Linked DNA regions of Homo sapiens: region 2 is linked to region 1. Evidence: read pairs that join two places in POLR2A ChIA-PET (ENCODE). Cell type or tissue: GM12878. All regions are shown on one strand. Each heading gives the region's core, and the rest is flanking DNA. Links, peaks and the distances in the headings are about the cores only. Region 1 has its middle 40 kb from the start of CD2. Region 2 has its middle 35 kb from the start of PTGFRN.

Evidence for each region. ChIA-PET counts read pairs that join two places held together with the same protein. Peaks named below come from ENCODE experiments on the same cell type or tissue, not always from the same donor. Only the 100,000 strongest peaks of a DNase experiment are listed, where the experiment ranks them.
Region 2: POLR2A ChIA-PET joins it to region 1 with 7 read pairs; 8 of 35 experiments call an interaction of 5 or more read pairs at or near these places.

What each region holds. Positions count from the first base shown.
Region 1 is chr1:116,792,350-116,796,741 of GRCh38, forward strand. No RefSeq gene overlaps it. Among named protein-coding and RNA genes, the nearest start is that of CD2, 40 kb to the left of the region's middle. In GM12878, for the core only: no CTCF peak of the experiment used is centred there; a DNase peak (open chromatin) is centred at 2,652; H3K4me3 peaks cover 548 bases; H3K27ac peaks cover 675 bases.
Region 2 is chr1:116,872,396-116,876,787 of GRCh38, forward strand. No RefSeq gene overlaps it. Among named protein-coding and RNA genes, the nearest start is that of PTGFRN, 35 kb to the right of the region's middle. In GM12878, for the core only: no CTCF peak of the experiment used is centred there; no DNase peak of the experiment used is centred there.

The sequences.
Region 1 (4,392 bases), core at 197-4,196:
ATCTCGGCTCACTGTAACCTCTGCCTCCTGGGTTCAAGTGATTTTCCTGCCTCAGCCTCCTGAGTAGCTGGCATTATAGGCGCACACCACCACATCTGGCTAATTTTTGTATTTTTAGTAGAGATGGGGTTTCACCGTGTTAGCCAGGAAGGTCTCGATCTCGTGACCTCCTGAACTGCCCACCTCAGCCTCCCAAAGTGCTGGGATTACAGGCATGAGCTACTGTGCCTGGCCTGAAATTCCACTATTTTTTTTTTTTTTTTGAGACAGAGTCTTGCTCTGTCACCCAGGCTGGAGTGCAGTGGCGCGATCTTGACTCACTGCAAGCTCCGCTTCCCAGGTTCACGCCATTCTCCTGCCTCAGCCTCCCGAGTAGCTGGGACTACAGGTGCCCGCCACAACACCAGGCTAATTTTTTTTTTTTTTTTTGTATTTTTAGTAGAGATGGGGTTTCACCGTGTTAGCAAGGATGGTCTCGATATCCTGACCTCATGATCCGCCTGCCTCGGCCTCCCAAAGTGCTGAGGCGTGAGCCACCGCGCCCAGCCGAAATGCCACTATTAAAGCTTCATGTTGCGTTGGATGCCGTGGCTCATGCCTGTAATCCCAGCACTTTGGGAGACTGAGGAGGGCAGATCACTTGAGTCCAGGAGTTCAAGACCAGCCTGGGCAACATGGTGAAACCCCATCTCTACTAAAAATGCAAAAATATTAGACGGGCGTAGTGGCATGTACCTGTGGTCCCAGCTACTCAGGAGGCTGAGGTGGGAGGATTGCTTGAGCCAAGGAGGCAGAGGTTGCAGTGAGCCATGATTATACCACCACACTCCGGCCTGAGTAACAGAGCCAGACCCTGTCACGAACAAACAAACAAACAAACAAAAACATTATGTTTTTCAGCATGAAGCAGTGATGAGCAACTTGAGGACTGAGATCTACATGGAAGAACCACCAGACTGGTGAATGATTTTCAGGATGAATGTCCAGATACTAACTTGTTAGTGACTAAAAAGCCATGACAGTTTCCTCATTGACATTTCTTTTATTCAGTAAAGCAAGTATTCCAAGTCTTGAGAATCTATGTTGTTTTCCTTGCATTTTCATTTCATGGAAAATAAATGGTATGCAAAGAAGGCTGCTCACCTCTGGTTTAAGAGTTTGAATACTGTTAAAATGCAAATCATCACAGAAGAGTGCAGCTTAAAAACAACAACAACAACAACTTTATTTTTTAGAGCAGTTTTAGGTTCACAGCAAAATTGAGAGGAAGATACAGAGATTTCCTATGTACCCACTTCCTTCATAAAGTCATAGCCTCCTGAATTATCCACATCCCCCACCAGAGTGGTACATTCGTTACAATGATGAACCCACACTGACACATCATTGTCATCCAAAGTTTACATTAGGGTTCACTCTTTATGTGCATTCTGTGGGTTTGGACAAATACATAATGAGATGTATCCACTATTAGACCATACAGAGTAGTTTCACTGCCCTGAAAATCCTCTGTGCTCTGCCTGTTCATCCCTCCTTCCCCCTAACCTCAGGTAACCACTGATCTTTTCGACTTCTCCATAGTTTAGCCTTTTCCAGAATGTCATATGGTATGTAACTTTTTCATATTAGCTTCTTTTGCTTAGTAATACGGATTTAATATTTCTCCATGTCTTTTCATGGTGCGGTGGCTCATTTGTTTTTAACATTGAATAATATTCCATTGTCTGGATGTTACTATAGTTTATTTATCCATTTGTAACCAAATAGCTTAACTTCAAAATGCATTTTTTTTAAATGTCCCCTTTCTCTTTTCTCCCTAGTCTTTAAATACAACCTTGAAGCAAACTGCAGAAGCCTTTTCCTGTAAGCTTAAGGTAGACTCTATGTCCCACCCTTTCCCACCATATACTCCTTTTGCATTTATCTAACTGTATGCTAGTATCTAAATATGTTCTTACTTAGAAGTTCCAGGGGCTAATCTTTTTTTTATGGAATACACAGGGATTTAATATAGTATGATCTAAAAATTATCAAAAGCTGCCTTCCAAGGGCTAATCTTGAGACAGAAAGACCAAGCCTGGAGACCCAGCTGCAAAATTCCAGAGATTACCTCAAGGCAGCTAGTCAACAACCCGGCCATTGTTCCAGGTGGACTGAGACCCAAGATAGCAACCAAACAAGACACATGGATCTTGTACTCAGCACAACTCCTGCATGCTTCACATGTCAAGTTCCTCTTATTTTTTTTTTTTTTTTTTTTACAGAATTTGTTCTGTCGCCAGGCTGGAGTGCAGTGGCGTGATGTTGGTTCACTGCAGCCTCCACCTCCTGGGTTCAAGTGATTCTCCTGCCTCAGCCTCCCGAGTAGCTGGGGTTACAAGCAAGCGCCACCACACCCAGCTAATTTTTTTATTTTTAGTAGAGAGGGGTTTCATCATGTTGGCCAGGATGGTCTTGATTTCTTGACCTTGTGATCTGCCCTCCTCGGCCTCCCAAAGTGCTGGGACTACAGGCATGAGCCTCTATGCCTGGCCAAGTTCCCTTTTTTAAACTCTTGTTTTCTCCCCAGAAATTTAAAGTGATTACTTTGGATGGGGATCTGGTCACTTTCACTTCTGCTTTACTAGTTTTGGTTAATAAAGTCACTTTCTTTCTACCATATCTCACTCTTGTCATTGGACCTTGCAAGTGGCAAAGCAGCCAGACCCGTGCTCGGTTACACATTCACCTACTGAAGGATATCTTGGTTGCTTTTAAGAATTGGTTATTATGAATAAAGCTGAGTGCAGCCCTTTTTGTATGGAAGGAAGAGCATTTTGGCAAGGGTGCTGAAGGCATAGAAATGGTAGAAAGGGGCAGGAGATTAATGTGGGGAAGGGAGTTGGGGCAACCCACCCCGTACACAGCTCTGCCTGTGGCCAGCCCTGCTCAGAATATACTGGGCCTTAGAGCCCCATAGCAGAGGAAATGAGGCTGTGGCATGCAGGGCAGCTGGCCTGGTGCCCTCCTAAGTAGCTGTCAATCCCATGGAGCCCTCCACTAGTAGCCTCCAAGAGCTGCCTAGATGTTAGAAGAGAAATCTGTCCTTTTTAAAGCCAGAAAGTCCCCCCTTCCAGAGAAGGGACTCTTTCCTCAACCTGGAGCTCAGAGGAGAATCTGTGCTGGAAAGGCTAACGGAGTCTTGATCAGTGGGAGCACTCCTTGGGGGAGCACTCCTCAGGGGAAACACTTCTCAGGGGGACCTCTCCTCAGAGGGAATACCCTTCAGGGAAGCACTTCTCAGGGGCACTTCTCAGGGGAGCACTCCTCAGCGGGAGCACATCTCAGGGGAACTCTCCTCAGAGGGAACACTCTTAGGGGTAACTCTCCTCAAGGGAAACACTCCTCAGGGGAGCACTCCTCAGGGGGAGCATTCCTCAGGGGGGAACACTCCTTAGGAGGAGCACTCCTTGAGATTACCGCAAGGCAGCTAGTCAACAACCCGTCCATTGTTCCAGGTGGACTGAGACCCAAGATAGCCACCGAAACAAGACACATGGATGTTGTACTCAGCACAGCTCCTGCATGCTTCACACGTCAAGTTCTTCTTCTTTTTTTTTTTTCTTTTTTTTTCTTTTTTGACAGAGTCTCTCCTCAGAGGGAGCACTCCTCAGGAGTAATTCTCCTCAGGGGTAACTTCTCTTAAGGGGAAGTCTTCACAGGGACCATTCCTCAAAGGGAGCTTTCTTTCCTCTATGTGCTTTCCACCTGGCAGGGTCTCAGAGCCATATGTGCTCCCACTTCCTTACAGGGCAGGATCAGATACCACCATTTACACCCTCACTGAAAAGGCAGTCACACACACTCATACTGTAAGGGAGGAAAAATATCTTTTTCTTGACCCAACTTAGATTCATGGCTGAGGCCCCTGTAACAAAAAACAGATTAAAAAAAAAGAAAGGTCAAAAACAATGTATTTAACATAAATTTTACATGACACAGGAGCCCTCATCAGGAAATGAGGAAACAGGTAAGCCTGAATATTTTCATGCTAGGTTTGATGAAGCACGGACAATCGTGGAGAAATATGAGAGGAGGACAAAAGGGAACTATTAATGGTGACAAAACTGGGGAAAACTTAGCAAGCCTTGTTGTTCAGATTCCCCTCCATGTCCCTGTGTCTCCAGGGACAAGGATGCTCCTTTCCCCTGGGTGTAGGGAGGGAACCGTTCACCTCTCATGTGAAGGTTTTATGACCTGCTTCAGGGGAAGGTGAGAAAATCCTTCCTACGTTTTATGGAGAAGATTGGGGAAGGTTAGAGAGACTTTCCTGCACATGCTGTTTTCTCAAATTCCTTCAGCTTAGAATATTTTGGACTAGCATGTCCTGAGCCCCATCAACACTGATGCTTT
Region 2 (4,392 bases), core at 247-4,246, 80 kb after region 1:
TATTCTGTGCCAGTTGAGCACTTTTTCCCAAACCAACCTGGCAGACGGTTGTCTAATCAGGAAGCTTTGCAGGCAAGTTCCTTGGCTAAAACCCATAGGAATAAATGAATTTGGGTTTCTAAAGTTCCAGTGTCTCAGTACAAAGAGAGATAGGTAACCCTTTTTCCTAGAGATACTGATGATGATATAAATTGTGGTATGACAGAATGCAAATTCCCTAAGCTTGGAATTCTCCTCTAACTGACATGTCACAGAATAAGATGGCATCATGTTTACTTCAATTTGTGGTCTCTCTAAACCACTTTGGTCTTTGGCCCCCAGATCTGCCCATTTCAGGGAAACTGGAGTAACTCAAAAAAGTAACTTGTCATGAATTAGTTAGGATTAGGTTTGGCAGCAGGATATTGAACTCTCCCTACTCCCCAACACCTTCACCTCCCTTAAAAAACAATAACAAAAAAAAAAACCAGTGGCTTAAACAACATGAAAGTTTATTTCTCTTTCATATAAGCCTGAATAGGTAGTCCACAGATGGTAAAGGGCTCCACAGTGCAGGGAATCAGATTTTTTTTATTTTTATTTTTCTGCCTTAACTGCATAATCTCCACTTCCTAAATCATCCTATCGTCCAAAATGAATGCTTGAGCTCCATCCCGCATATCCCATTCCATCCAGGAGAAAGAAGAAAAAGGTAGAGAGCAGGAAAAGCTCCCTGCCTTTAAGAACACTTTCCAGAAGTTGCTCACACTACTTCTACTTACATCTAACTAACCAAACGTTAATCCCATGACCGGGAGAGAATCAAGAAGACTGGGAAGCAGTCCTTCTAGCAGCAGGTGCCTAGCTAAACATTTAAGGTCCTAATACTTTAAAATAGAAGAAAACAAATGTTGTGAGACAATTAAACAGTCTCTCTGCTACAGTTTATCCCTTTGGCCTCCCCAAATATATGGGCATCCCCATGTAGGACACAATCCCTCCTCAAGGGGAAGAAACCCAGGGACTGCCTCCAGATCAAAGTCAAGATCTCTGAGTGAAGTGTAGTCTCCGTCTTCAAATCCAGATATGATGTTCACAATCTTGCAAGCTGTTTTAGTCTGTTCAGGTTGCAATAACAAAATACCTTAGACTGTGTACTTTATAAATAATATAAATTTATTTCTTACAATTCTGGAGGTTAGGAAGTCGAAGATTAAGGCACCAGCAAATTTAGTGTCTGGTGAGGGCTCTCTGCCTCGAAGATGGCACCTATTGCTGAATTGTCACATGGTGGGAGGGCAAAAAAGGGCCAGACTCCCTTCAGGCCCTCTTATAAGGGTACTAATTTCATTCGTGATGTCGTCACCTGCTGAAGACTACCCCCCGACCCCTTACTATGATGACATTGGGGATTAAGTTTCAACATGAATTTTGGAGGAGCCATATTCAAACCATAGCACAAACCATAAACTAAAAGATTAGTTATCTTTCCCATAACCCACTACATATGCAGTGATGTAGTAAGAACAAGAAAACCACAATTAAAACTACCAGTCAGAAAATGTGAAAGTCCCAGAAGTCGATCTATAGTAATTATCAAATCCTGCTGAGCAAGAACAGAGGGGACTCTCTTCTTAAACATCAGGAGTCAGCCGTCCGTCCTGTGGGAGGTGCTTCTGTGTCCATTATTCCCCATGGTTATGTCTGAGGCAGGAAGTGATGAGTTTGCCCTTTGGGGTGGGAGGACTGCTGCACAGCTTTCATAGCCTGTTTCTTGTTAATACATAGTTGGAGGCACAAAGGTTGCTTTAGGCATTGAATAGTCACAGGCTTTGGCAGATTAGGCTTGGATGCTTGGCAGTACAATTCCCTCAAAAACTAAGTAGGCATCTTTTCCATTTGCCTTCCATCAGTTCCATGTGCGAGTAACAATAGCCAAATATCTTGTCTAAAAATGGTTTTTAAACTGAAAGACTCAGATCTTTCAGACCTTTGTCCTCTGCCCACCCTTTGCCCCAGTTTAATGGCAGCTAGTTGAGTTTTGGAAGGAAAGCAACAGCTTTAATTGGATAGTAACAGCTAAGTTGTCACCCATTGTCTAGCAGACAGTTTTTAATAGCATTTTATTTTTATTATTAATTTTTTTTTTTGAGATGGGGTCTGTCTCTGTCGCCCAGGCTGGAGTGCAATGGCACGATCTCAGCTCACTGCAACCTCCACCTCCCAGGATCAAGCCATTCTCCTGCCTCAGCCTCCCAAGTAGCTAGGACTACAGGCATGCGCCACCATGCCTGGCTAATTGTTGTATTTTTAGTAGAGATGGGGTTTCACTATGTTGGCCAGGCTGGTCTTGAACTCCTGACCTCTTATTTTCTGAGACAGTTTCTCACTGTGTCAGCCAGGCTGGAATGCAGTGGTACAGTCATAGTTTACTATAACCTTGAACTCTTGGGCTCAAGCAATCCTCCCACTTCAGCTTCCTGGGTAGCTGGGACTACAGACACACACCACTACATCTGGCTAATTAAAAAAAAATTTTGTAACAGTCTTGCTATGTTGCCCAGCCTAGGTTAGTCAATTTAGATGGCAGGCCAAAGGCAGAGAGCATAGCCTGTACCACTTCCCTAATATCTTAACAATTGGACAGATTTAGCTGTAGTTTTCTACACTTCTGCTGCTCATGGAATTGAGGATTTTGCAACAATAACCACCAGCCCTCAGCCCCACTCTTGGTACTGAAATGAGAAAAGTTCCCTTGCCCCCCTTGCAGGGCGCGCGATGGGGATGTGGCTCGCTTCTTCAGTGAGCGGCTGTTAAACCTCTAGGGGAGCATACAGAGAGGCAAGCTGTGGGGCTCCGACCCCACTGCAGTGTCTAGGGGTGGATGTTTACAGCTCCTGAAGCCCCAGTGGGCGCGTGTTACAGGGTGCTCTTTTAGTTTGGCCGTCTATAGGCAGCTTGTGTTAACCAGCTCAATTAGACCCTCTACCTTGTTGCAAGGACAGAAGGCTTTCTGTATCCCGAGGTTCTTGCCTTGGTGTACTGGCGGGCTTGGAGAATGGGTGCAAGGTTTTTTTATTGAGTGGAAGTAGCTTTCAGCAGATGGGTGAGCCAGAAGGGAAATGGTTTTCCCCTGGAGTCGAGTTGCTTGACGACGGACCAGGCTCTCCTCTAACTGCCCCAAGCCCAACTCCATGACGTTCTGCCGGTTGGTGGCCTGCTGGCGTGCCGGTGCCTGTCGGTGTGTCCCTCTCCACCTCCAGCCACCTGTGTATTCCTCCGCTGATAGGCTCCTCTCGCCGTCCAGCTGCCTGTGTGTCTGCCTGCTAGGGTCTCCGGGGTTTTTATAGGCACAGGATGGGGGTGTGGCAGGCCAGGGTGGTCTTAGGAAATGCAACATTTGGGAAGAAAAACAAAAATGCCTGTCTCACCTAGGTCTGTGTGGGTAGAGCTCTAGCCAGGGACCACGCCCTCCTCTACCCAGCACTTCCCTTCCCCCATTCTATATCATTTAAAGGGACCATGCTTTTCCCTTCCCAGCACTGCTATTGCAGTACAAATTTATGGTTTAGTTAGGGTAGGTTAAATGGCTACCAGTAGTTGACCTAAGAATTTAATCACTCTAATACAAAAAATACATTTCTCCTTCTTTTTTTTTTTTTTTTTTTTTTTCTGAGACAGAGTCTTGCTCTGTCGCTCAGGCTGGAGTGCAGTGGCACAATCTTGGCTCACTGCAACCTCCGCCTACCAGGCTCAAGCGATTCTCCTGCCTCAGCCTGCCAAGAAGCTGGGATTACAGGCATGCACCACCACGCTTGGCTAATTTTTTGTATTTTTAGTAGAGATGGGGTTTCGCCATGTTGGTCAGGCTAGTCTTGAACTCCTGACCTCAGGTGATCCACCTGCCTCAGCCTCCTAAAGTGCTGGGATTATAGGCATGAGCCACCACGCATGCAACTGTCCAGGATAGGTGCTCCAGAGATTCAGGGACCCAGACTACATGAGTCTATGTCTTCGTAAGCAAAGGACTCATGTTAGTGAATAGTCTGACTAAATGTCTTATCTTAGACATTTTCCTATTAAGAGGTATAGATCTGCAATAAGAAAGTAAATTCTGCTGCTTAGTCAAAACTCAGAATTTTCAGCCAATAGAATTTAGTGTATGTGACAATAGGGCATCTGTATTAGAGAATGCCCATTTAAGGCTCTCTTAATTGCCCAATCTGAACCCATAACGCTGTGGGGCTATTATGAGCTTTGCACAAACCTGGATTCAAATATTGCCATTCCTATTACTTACTGCCTATGTGACTTTGGGCAAATTACTTAATCTTTCTGAACCTTTGAATGCAGATATTAAAACAAACCTACCCAATGTGTAGATTTGATTTGATATAATATATATCAAATAGA